3 separate regions of the Homo sapiens genome follow, and all the other regions are linked to region 1. A link is an interaction called in ENCODE POLR2A ChIA-PET data of the cell type or tissue named here. Cell type or tissue: OCI-LY7. All regions are shown on one strand. Region 1 overlaps TMEM154 (transmembrane protein 154). Region 2 overlaps ARFIP1 (ARF interacting protein 1). Region 3 overlaps FBXW7 (F-box and WD repeat domain containing 7).

Region 1 (4,000 bases):
CAACAAACCCTAACGAGTAATTTCCCAGAGCAGACTACTGGCTGAAAGTGTTTTACCAGACAACCTCCTCAAAACCAGAAAAAAGAATCCTTTCTTTATGTTCTTTCGATGCAAGGCATCATCACCTCTAGTTATCTGGTGGCTGAAGAGAAAAAGTGTACAAAACACAGGCATTGCTTGATGATCTCAAATACCTTTCTGCACTTACAAGCTGCCATTAATCTTCAATGCTTCTGCCTTGTATCTGTTCAACCACCTATTTACTCTGTCCATAACTTCTTCAAGTAAATTAGTCAGAAAAAACATATTAGGTGAAGGCTTTCACTTAATAAAATTGGCAAATATGTAGAACAACTGAGCTTATAAGAAAACAGCAATCCCTCCTCTTCTCGAGTCCTGCTCCCAGAGAGAATCAAGTCACCTGACCTTTACGTGGGGGCAAATGCATGAACCACCCTCATTGCTCCTGACAAAAAAAAAACTATAAACATGAAGTCTCATTATTTAGGATGCATAAGTTGTTATTAAGCAATTCCTCCATTCCCTTGTATGTTCGAAAAATTTAGATAGCTTTTTGAAGGAAAACCACTTTAGATTTGTCTTTCTTTGTGACTAGAGATACACCGTGTATGTATGACAGAAAGGAAGTTGTTAGGGGAAGGAGGAGATCAGACTCTGGAGAAAAAGGTGAGAGCGTGACTGGCAATTTCACCACAGGCCCACCAGGCCTATTGGACATTTCCTTCAGTCATTCCTTCCACACACAGCAGATGGGGTTGCAGGTGCTGGGGATACGTACAAAACAGTGAAGGAGACAGATGGCAGAGAAGTACACAAATGAAGTAATTCCAGATAATAAATAATAAGTTAGTACCGTTTGGAAATGAACTAGAGAAAAGTAAAGTGCAGAGCACTTCAGAGCAGCATCTGTAGTCCATGAGCATCGGTGTCCTCGTAGCACTGTCTGCAGTCCATGAGCAATGGTGTCCCATCACCACCATCTATAGTCTGAGCATTGGTGTCCCAGCGCCACTGTCTGTGGTCCATGAGCAACAGTGTCCCAGTGGTGTCATCCATCCACTTGGAGTTAGTGTCTCCATGCAAACACAATCAGCCTCCCATAGCCAGGTTGTGTCCTGAAGAGTCTGGCATGGTTATTCTCATTTTAGTCCCATTCTGTCCCTGACCACATCACAATCAGATTCCACAGATGCTGAACAATTGATTTTTAAAAAGAGATCAACTGAAGAGTTAAACTGTTTAATGGTGCATACTCCAAAATGCAAATTCTGGTAGGACTTGGTGGCTCATACCTGTAATCCTGGCACTTTGAGAGGCTGAAGCAGGAGGATTGCTTGAGCCCAGTAATTTGAGACCAGCCTGGGTAACAAAGTGAGACTCCCTGTCTCTACAAAATTTAATTTTGTTCCCAAAGGCTTCTGTGGAGGGTTGTCTAATCACATTTAAAACTAATGACTGTCTTCACGAACAATGGCAAATTAAAATAAAGTCCACTCAGTTATTATTTAACTCAGTCATTCTCAACCTAACATACATACTTACTAGAGTTATTTGGGGAGCTTTTAAGAAATACTGTTACCCAGGCCACGCCCCCAGATAGTCTCAAATAACTAATTTGGTTAGGGCTTGAAAACTTCCCAGGTGACGCTGATGCACAGCAAATGTGGAGAACAACAACAGGTGTGACTGATAATTAGCCACAACTAAATGAGATTGTTTGAGCAACTTCAACCAGTATGCCCTGCAGACCAGCAGCATCAGCACAACCTGATTACTTGTTGAAAATGCAAATTCTGGTAGGACTTGGTGGCTCATGCCTGTAATCCTGGCACTTTGGGAGGCTGAAGCAGGATCGCTTGAGCCCAGTAGTTGGAGACCAGCCTGGGTAACAAAGTGAGACTCCCTGTTTCTACAGAAAATGCAAAAATTAGTCAGGCGTGGTGGCGCACGTCTGTAGTCCCACCTACTTGGTGGGCTGAGGTGGGAGGTTTGCTTGAGCCCAGGAGTGCAAGGCTGCAGTGAGCCATGTTCATACCACTGCACTCCAGGCTGGGCAACCAAGTGAGACCCTGTCTCAAAAAAAAAAAAAAAAAGCAAATTCTTGGGCCCCCTCCCAGACCTATTACATCAGAAACTGTAAGACTACGCCCAACAATCTGTGTTTTAAGAAGGGCTGTAGGTGTTTCCAATACACACTAAGGTTTGAGGACCGCTGTCTTAAAGCACCAATTAAAGCTATTGCTGATAGCTCTTCTATTAGCCATAACATTTTCTGGATATGCAGGGTTTAAACCCTGGCATGCATCTCTCTAATTCAGGCTTATTCAGGAAGGTGTGATTGTCACAGCCCTCTCTCATATCCTAGCTAGACTCTTCCAGGTTCTTGAGACTTCAGTGATGATTTTTAAGCTATTGTATTCTGGTGATAGAGTTGGCAGCTGCTAGGCAAGCCTTTGGCATCCAACTCCTTGACCTCTAATTTTTCTCAAATTCACCGAGGACCATAGAGAACAAGACAGGGAATGATCTGGTGTGGCTCAGGGGAGGCCAGAAGTGGGCAGGGTCTAGAGAAGTGAGACACAACTTCAGCTGCGTCCTGGAGCCACAAGGAGAACTGTAAAAATTATTGAGACCTGGGTTCTACCCCTAAATATTTAGATTGATCGATATTTAGAACAGGGTCTTGCTCGATTACCCAGGCTAGAGTGCACTGGTGTGATCATAGCTCATTCAGCCTTGGACTGGACTCAAGTGATCCTCCTGCTTCGTTCTCCCTAGAAGCTGCACCCTCAGGTATTTTGATGTAACTGAGTTTGGGGTATGGTGTGGGCATCAGGTTATTGAAAGATGCCTCAGTGATTCTATGGGCAGACTAGGCTGAGAACCACTGGAAGACTTCCTGGTTTGTTTTTCTCTCCTTCTTCTAATGCTAATCAGGCTCTTCATTATATACAGGAGAATGAAAAGGAGTCAGGCTTTTGGGTGTGATTTCTTGATCATCCTGAAATTCAAACATGTCAGTTACTCCACAACGCAGGGAAGAGTTTGAGGGCTTGACATCTGACATGTTTTCTTTCATTTTACCATCTTAACTATAAAATTGTTTAAATAATTTGCACATGGAGTTCACATAATTGACAAATGAAAGAATGGGGCATCTGACTGTGGTCCAACATACTTCATGACATCCTGAGTTTAGTAGCATTCTCTTGTCATTGTTTTATTTCACATTGTATTACTAATGTGACAGTCTTTCAGTAAGTTTATAATACTTTCTTCTTCTAACTTTAAAAGCTAGAGCTTGGTTGCAGTTTTATAACATATTTTTGTGTTTATTAATTAAGCTTTAAAAAAATTTTACTTTAAATTCCAGTGTGCAGGTTTGTTACATAGGTATATGTGTGCCATGGCGGTTTGCTACACCTATCAACCCATCATATAGGTTTTAAGCCCTGCATGTATTAGGTATTTGTCCTAATGCTCTCCCTCCCCTTGTACCCCCCCGCCACGACAGGCCCCAGTGTGTGTTGTTCCCCTCCCTGTGTCCATGTATTGTCATTGTTCAACTCCCACTTATGAGTGAGAACATGTGGTGTTTGGTTTTCTGTTCCTGTGTTAGTTTGCTGCGAATGATGGCTTCCAGTTTCATCCATGTCCTTGCAAAGGGCCTGATCTCATTCTTTTTTATGGTTGCATAGTATTCCACGGTGTATATGTACCACATTTTCTTTATCCAGTCTATCATTGATGGGCATTTGGGTTGGTTCCATGTCTTTGCTATTGTAAACAGTGCACGTATGTGTTGGTTGCACATTTGTTTCACTTTCAGAAAAAGAGAAGTTAGCTAGTTTGCTTCCTGGAGAAGCAGAGTCATTTCCATTTAGTGATAATGCCCTGAGCAGGGATAATGGGGACACTGTGCTGCCCAGCTGTTGGGGCTGCCAGGCGTTACCTCAAACATTTCTTCCCATTTACAAGG
Region 2 (4,000 bases), 120 kb before region 1:
AGTAGCTGAGATCACAGATGGGCACCACCATGCCCAGCTAATTTTTTGTATTTTTGGTAGAGATGGGGTTTCACCATGTTGCCCAGGCTGGTCTTGAACTCCTGAGCTGAAGCAATCCACCTGCCTTGACCTCCCAAAGTGCTAGGATTACTGGCATGAGCCACTGTGCACAGCCTATCTTATAATAGGGGAAAGTGGGTATGGGAAGCTCTATTCTATCTTCACAGTAATTCTGTAAAACTAAAACCATCCAAAAATAAAAGGGTCTATTACAAAATAGTGTAAGAATACTGTGCTATATTGCTATATTTTATATAGCTACTAATAACACATTTTTTGTTTTGAGACGGAGTCTTGCTGTCGCCCAGGCTGGAGTGCAGAGGCACGATCTCGGCTCACTGCAACCTCTGCCTCCCAGGTTCAAACGATCTTCCACCTCAACCTCCCAAGTAGCTGGAATTACAGGTGCAGGTCACCACGCCCAGCTAATCTGTATATGTATATTTTTTAGTAGAGACAGGGTTTCACCATGTTGGCCAGGCTGGTCTTGAACTCCCAACCTCAAGTGATCCACCCACCTCGGCCACCCAAAGTGCTGGGATTACAGGCGTGAGCCACTGTGCCCGGCCTAATAATTTATTTCCATACACTTGAAAGAAATAGTCAAACTGAAAATTTAATTACAGGTTGATTATCCCTTTTCCAAAATGTTTGAGACTAGAAATGTTTTGGATTTCAGATTTTTTTGGCATTTGGAATATTTCCATATGCATAATGAGGTATCTTCAGGAAGGGACCCAAGTGTAAACACAAAATTCATTTACATTTCATATACACCTTATACACATAGCTTGAAGGTAATTTTATATAATACTTTTAATAATTTTTTGCATGAAACAAAGTTTGTATACACTGTACCATCCAAAAGCAAAGGTGTCACTATCTCAGCCACTCATGTGGACAGTCTGTGGTTGTTTGACATCACTATCATTCCCGTCTCTGAATTTATATGCTACGTATAACCAATCATTTCTTACACATACACATGGCATTGTATTGCCCTTTGCGGGCATGCTTGCGTAGGTGCATCTGGCTGTGTGAGGAAAAGATATATGGCAGCTGAAGGGGGCTAGGCAGGTCTTTTTTCTCTTGGAGAAACTGTTGTACACCTGCATTCTGACTTTGATTCATCACATAAAGTTGGGTGTAGAATTATGTACTTGTAGCATCATGTTGGGCTCAAAAAAGTTTTGAATTTTGCAGCATTTTGGATTTCAAGTTTTTGGATTAGGAATGTTCAAACTGTACTACCATTTTAACACTATTTTTATAAAAATTCATATTCAAATTCTTGTATTACAAAACTCGATGAACTGAAATCCTTAATACCATTAACTTGGAAATTTAATGAGTCAAATTTAGGTGTCAGGTACTGAGCTAGGTTCTAGGGATTCAAAAATGAGCCAAAAAAGAAAACAAGATATGGACCTTACCTTCATGAAGTTTATAGGCCACTGAACAGAAAGAAAATCTTACAGTCACATGAATAAATGTAAATTGCAAACTGCGGGAAATGTATGATGCTATTACCTTAATGTGGGAAGTGAGCATATTCTCTAAGGATGCAAAACTTCAGCTGAGGTGTGAAGGATGACTAGGAACTAACAAGTGAAATGAAATGAAAGTAAAGAAAGAATGGTCCAGACAGAGAGAAAAGCATGTACAAAAGCCTTGCAAAAATGGCAGGGAGCAAGGTGCATACAAAGGACTAAAGAAGGCCAGCATGGTTGAACTGGAGAGTTATGCAGAACATGGTACAAGATGAGTCTGGAGAGCTAAAGGCTGTTAAGCAGTTTTATTTTGATCCTAGAAGCAATGGAAAGCCATAAAAGCACTGGGGGAGGAAGAAGGAGAGTGATAATCCAATGTGTGTTTCAAAATAAATCACTGTGCCTTCAAGATGGGTAATGAATTAGAGAGGACAGATAAGAATGGAGGCTATTGTAAAAGTTTCAGGCAAGATGAAGTGGCAGTAGTGGAAACAGGAAGAAATAGAAAAATTCAAGAGTCATGTAGAAAGTAAGACTTTAAAAACTTGTTCAATCATTGGATCTATCAGGGAGAGGGAATTAAGGATCACTTCTAGTTTTCTGGATTTTACAATGAAAAGATAATTGTGTCATTCACTGAAAAAAGGAACAAAGAAAGAACCAACGTTGTGCAGTTTTGTAGGGAGGGAAGGGGAAATCAGTTTCATTTTAGACATACTGGATTTGAGATACCTTTAAGATATTCAAGAAAGGATGTCAACAAGACAGCAAGACATACAGATCTACAGCTCAAAGCAGACAGAAAACACTCATGCCCTTAATGAAGCTGACATCTTTATCCTAGAAAAGCAGCTAACTATAATCCCCAAATATCCAAGAAAAATGTTAGACTTAGACTTTGACCATCTGGATTTAGTTAAAACAAAAAGCTGAGAGAGAACATGGCAATAACATTTCATCAGCTAAAACAAAAACTGCTAGGCACCATGGGTAGCAGATTTTTAAACTCGTGGTTCAACAATATAGGAATTATGTATCACATCATATCATGTCGCATTTTAAAGTTTTATCAGGGCTGGCCAATGTTGTTGGAAATGTTCTAAATTTGCACTGTCCAATAAAGTAGCCACCAGCCACATATGATACTGACACTGAAATGTGGCTGGTACAATGAGGAACTGAATCTTTTATTGTATTTAATTTTAACTAACTTAAATAGCTACATGTGGCTAGCATCCCTGGCATTAGACAGTGCAGGTTTACAGCTTTCTCATATATTTCATCTGATTCCCCAATACCTACTTTTCAAATTAACTGGGAGAGAGGTGTGGTGGGTGGAGAGATTAGAGGAATAGAAAAAACATCCTTTCCATTTTCTGCTTATTACTTGAATCTTTATTTCAAGAATTTATAATACTTATGCTGGATGCAGTGGTTCATGCCTGTTATCCCAGCACTTTGGGAGGCCAAGGCGGGAAGATCGCTTGAGCCCAGGAGTTCAAGACCACCCTGGGCAATATATAGCACTGAAACAAAACAGATAAGGTCCTGGCCATTTTAGAGATTACAGATCACGGGCTTAAACCCAGGGGCTCTTTCCACTGAGGGTATAAATTCCTGATCCATCCCTTTTTAGGTATGTGACCCTGGACAAAGCACTTTACCTAAATCTCAATTTCTTTATTTCTAATGTGGTGATGTTATCTGCTCTACCTATTTGGTATGGCTGGAGTAAAAATAAAATGAGGATGTATGTGAAAGTGCTTTGTAAATTATTACATGCTAAACAAACAGAAGGTATTAAACAGAGTAACATATTCCTTTTCTCTAGGGCAAAGATTTCCAAACAGTGTGCCAAGAATGGATTACAGATGTGCTGAAATTGTGACCCATTCCCCCACTCCACAGCTTCCAAGGAACCAAGGAGGGCCTGGCTCTAGTCTGCCATACAATTATAATCATTTTTTATGTGTGCCATGATGAGTATCTCAGGCTAGCAGAAACTGGAGTTGGCGAACTGACTCCCTCCTCTGGAAGATTTAGGGCTTACCACTAACTCTGCTGCTTTTATGATCCTGTTCCAAAGGCAGTATGTCACTGTTCCCCAGGGACCAATGAGGCTCAAGCTTCAACATCAAGGAGCTGCTAGTCCAATGCTATCACAGATATACAAAAATAAAATATAAATTCTTATCTTAGGTGAGAACATGGTAAAGACACTGCCATATTTTCACAAAAGATTTGAGCAATTGCCTGTTTTGCAACTACCTTCAGATCCCCAAATCTTTGTCTTTCAAGAGAGGATCTGATTTTTTCCAAATACCCAAAGTTATTCAGATTCTGGTGACTGAGGTCACGAAGTGACGAAGCCAGGCAAGAACTTCATTTTTGTATGTCTCAATCTGAACCGACAGTCATACTAGAAGAAGATTTCAAAGCAGATTGCCTAC
Region 3 (4,000 bases), 190 kb after region 1:
GATTCCAAAGGTACTGCTTTAAAAAATGTAAGATTTTCTAAGCAACAGGGCCGAGTACTTTGCTTTAAAGTTTTTATGAATGCCTGGCTTGGCTATCTGGTTGCTTTTGAAATCAACATCTTACTAAACTATTAATGCTTTTAAAATGTGTGCAGAATTACATATTTGTAAATTTAACTTGAGTCTGTCTAGGAAAGCATTAGCAAGACTTTTGTTTTTGTTTTTGTTTTTGGAGACAGTCTTGCTCTGTCGCCCAGCCTGGAGTGCAGTGCAGGTCACTGCTCACTGTAGCCTTCACCTCCTGGGCTCATGCTATCTTCCCACCTCAGCCTCCTGAGTAGCTGGGACTACAGGTGTACATCACCACACCCAGCTAAGTAAAAAGATGTATTTTTCATAGAGACGGGGTCTCCCTATGTTGCCAGGCTGGGCATTAGCAAGATTTTACGGGAAATTTTTTTTATCATTAGTAGAAAATAATAAGGAATCCCTTGCTGGTAAAATTTATATTGAAACTACTCTTAAACATATTTATATAAAATGACCAGAGATATTTAATTTACCTTTATATAATAAATAGAAATAAATTGAAATACATTATTAGGAGATTCAGATTTTTTAATTAGTAAATTAGTGTGATGGCTTAAAGTTATTGAGAGGTAATTTTTCATCTTTGATTAGAAAAACTTAAAAATTGTATAATTTACATACACAAAGTATATATGAGCTTTTTATATTGATGAACTTTACAAAATGAACACACTTTTGTAACCACAACCCAGATCAAGATATCAGCTTCTCAGGAGCTTCCCTGTATCTGTCATATTCCTTTACATGAAAGGTAATTAATATTCTGACTTTGTAATTAGAGATTAGCTTGGCTTTTTTTTGAATTTTTATAAATCATAAAGTATATAAGACTATATGATTTATAAGTTTTTTCAAACTGGCTTCTTTCCCACAGCAGTATGTTTTTGAGATGGATATTTGGCTTACAGCATTTTTCATTTTCACTGAGGCTTAGGGTTTCATTGTGTGAATATCCTTAGTTTATTTCTCCCTTCTGCTGATGGACATTCAAATTATATCAATTTTGGGTTCTTACAAATAGTGCTGCTGTGATAATTCTCGTACATATTTTTTTGTGCATATATGTACACATTTCCATTGAGTGTATGCTCAGGGGTAGTATCACTTAGTCTTTGGGTTTATCTTCAGCTTAGTAGACACTTCCGAACAGTTTCCCATACTGTTTGTATTATATTATTATACATTTTTACCTGCAGTATTTTAGAATGTCAGTTGCTACAGATTTTTGCTTACACTTGGTATTGTCTTTTTTTAGATAAAAGTTAGTCATTTTGGAGGGTAGTAGTATGTCTTTGTGAAGTTTTGTTTGGTCTTTAGCCTATCTTAAAAATCGGTTTGTTTTTTTTGTTGAGTTGAAGTATTTTTAAAGAATATATTTTGGGTATGAGTCTTTAGTGGAACATGTGCATTGCTGATATTTTCTCCTACACTGTAGCTTGCATTTTCATTTTTAATTTATTTAAATTTTATTTTATTTTTTAAGAGACAGGGTCTCACTCTGTCACCCAGGCTGGAGTGCAGTGGCCTTATCATAGCTTATTGCGGCCTTGAACTCTTGGGCTCAAGCAGTCCTCCTGCTTCAGCCTTCTGAGTAGCTGGGACTGCAGGTATGTGCCACCACACCTGGGTAATTTTTAAATTTTTTTGTAGAGACAGAATCTCACTATGTTGCCCACACTAATCTCGGACTCCTGGCCTCAAGCAGTCCTCCTGCCTGGGTCTCCCAAAATGCTGGGATTACAGGTGTGAGCCACTGCGCCAGTCATTTCCTTCTTTCCTTCTTTCTCTCTTTCCCTCTTTCCCTCTCTCTTTCTCTCTTCCTTTCTCTCTCCTTCCTTCCTTCCATCCTTCCCTCCCTCCCTCCCTCCCCATTCCCTTCCCCTTCCCTCCCCCTTTCCCTCCCTGCTTCCCTCCTTCCTTCCCTCCTTCCTTCTCTCTTTCCTTCCCTCCTTCCTTCCCTTTTTCCTTCCTTCCTTCCCTCCTTCCCTCCTTCCTTCTCTCCTTCCTTCCCTCCTTCCTTCCCTCCCTGTAATTGTAATGAAATTGTTTGTTTGTAATGAAATTCAGTTTTTTTATGTGCTGTGTATTAAATCTATGCCTAAATATCGTGACAGTATTTATCTTGTCACTATATAAGCTTTATTATTTAAAATTTTATATATATAGGTCTCTAATATATCTTATTTTTTTTCCCACCTTTTCTGTGGCTTGTGGATAGATGTTATTCATTTTACTGATTTTGATTTTAACAGTAGTAGTCATAGAAAATCTATTGATGTGGCTTACTCATGAGAAAGCATTTTTATTTTTATATGTGATATTATAATTTCTAGTATGGCAACATTTTCTGCTAGTTATGATATGTGATTTTTACTCTGCAGATTCTTTAAGAGGAATTTAAAAACAGCTTTATTCCTGACTTTAGAGAAGGCAGTCAGTTTTACTTAATATGTCATTTTATGTCTTATTTGTTATGTTTTGTTTTTGAGGAGTCATACTGGTAGTTTAAAAATACTGAGTTTTATCATCAAATGCAGCTACAATGTTTAAGCAGATGACTTAATCTCCGTGAGGCATGAGGTGATTAAAAAATGTATGTATATGCTTTTTCAAATACAGAGTAAATTGCCTGGCAGACAAGAAGAGCTTCATAAATATTATTTAGTGCTTTTTATTCTAGATTTTTGAAATAAATTGGACTCGACTTGATGCAAAGGATTTGTACTATAAGTTTATTATAAAATTATTAACCGCTAGCTTTTGTAAATAGTAAAATTGATTTGCCCATTATACATTTCTTTTTGTTATGCATAAAATATTTTAATTTTTAAGTACCAACATAGGATGGATTTTTAAATGCTTCCTCATGTTAATTTTTTAATAAACATAGAATGAATACTGTGTGAAATATTTTCCCACTTTATTGGCTCTGTTTTAACTCAGTAGACTCTATAGTTAGATTGTCTAGGTGCCACTTAAAAGATGGTAACTAGATACCAGAATGTGTTACATTATATGTTGATTGTCAGGAAGAACTGAATGCATGAATGCTTCCCTAAGACATTGTTAGCATGCCGTGGTCTTGATCTATAATTTTTTGTCTAAGTTGTGATAGAGCTCATTCTTTACATGGTCTAGTAAATTCAGCCAATGTCTTTATAATTCATTAGCATCTCTATATATTACCTATAAAATTTAAATTATAAGGCTATGAAAAAATTGTTTCATATGTATAATATACCAAAGTTTTAGCATATGGTTTGGATTTTAAACTGTTTTACTGAAACAAATTACCGTCATTAAATGGAATTCTTAGGTAGACATTACAGAGTAGGTGTAACTCTGAAGTTGAAAATGGTTTCATCTTCTTTTTTAAAAAATTTTATTATATAGGGAATCTCAACCACCAGCAGGATTTTAAAAAGGCTATCTAAATATTTGGTAAGTAAATATTCTCCATGTTAAATATTTTGCGTGTTACTTAAGTTTACACATATGCTACATGAATGACATTTACAATAGTGAGTGTAAATTATAGTTATAATTAATATTTTAAATTTTACTTGGTTACTAGAATTTTTGTCTCCTTAAACCTATTCCAATCCTTTTCTCTCTTGTTCTTTATGTTGTGTCCAGAGATTCTTTCAGTGTACAGCCTTATTATTAAGAGTTCAAGGAAAGAAATGGTTTTAGTGAGCAGGAATGCTAATACTTTATGAATAAAACAGGATTTCCCCTACTTGAGATTTTGTAGTATTTCTTTTTTGTGAAAACACTAATACAGATTTGTTCTTTAGCCATCCATTGCTTGACTCCTCCTTGTATTTAGGTCCTGTTTGCTGCAACATGCCAACATGAACCAAATACTGTGGTCAGGGTCTATGCATTTCCTGTTTAGATTATTCTTTGT

What was found. Peaks named below come from ENCODE experiments on the same cell type or tissue, not always from the same donor. Only the 100,000 strongest peaks of a DNase experiment are listed, where the experiment ranks them.
Region 2: POLR2A ChIA-PET joins it to region 1 with 11 read pairs; 8 of 35 experiments call an interaction of 5 or more read pairs at or near these places.
Region 3: POLR2A ChIA-PET joins it to region 1 with 10 read pairs; 2 of 35 experiments call an interaction of 5 or more read pairs at or near these places.

Annotation. Positions count from the first base shown.
Region 1 is chr4:152,663,903-152,667,902 of GRCh38, reverse strand. The region is part of intron 1 of TMEM154 (transmembrane protein 154); the gene reads left to right. Among named protein-coding and RNA genes, the nearest start is that of TMEM154, 14 kb to the left of the region's middle. RefSeq lists a silencer at 1,915-1,974. In OCI-LY7, CTCF peaks have their summits at 602 and 801; DNase peaks (open chromatin) are centred at 732, 1,672, 2,022 and 3,912; H3K4me3 peaks cover 3,953 bases; H3K27ac peaks cover 4,000 bases.
Region 2 is chr4:152,784,573-152,788,572 of GRCh38, reverse strand. All of the region lies in intron 1 of ARFIP1 (ARF interacting protein 1), which reads right to left. Among named protein-coding and RNA genes, the nearest start is that of ARFIP1, 6.6 kb to the right of the region's middle. In OCI-LY7, a CTCF peak has its summit at 3,554; no DNase peak of the experiment used is centred here; H3K4me3 peaks cover 692 bases.
Region 3 is chr4:152,469,472-152,473,471 of GRCh38, reverse strand. The region is part of intron 2 of FBXW7 (F-box and WD repeat domain containing 7); the gene reads left to right. Among named protein-coding and RNA genes, the nearest start is that of MIR3140, 18 kb to the left of the region's middle. In OCI-LY7, no CTCF peak of the experiment used is centred here; no DNase peak of the experiment used is centred here.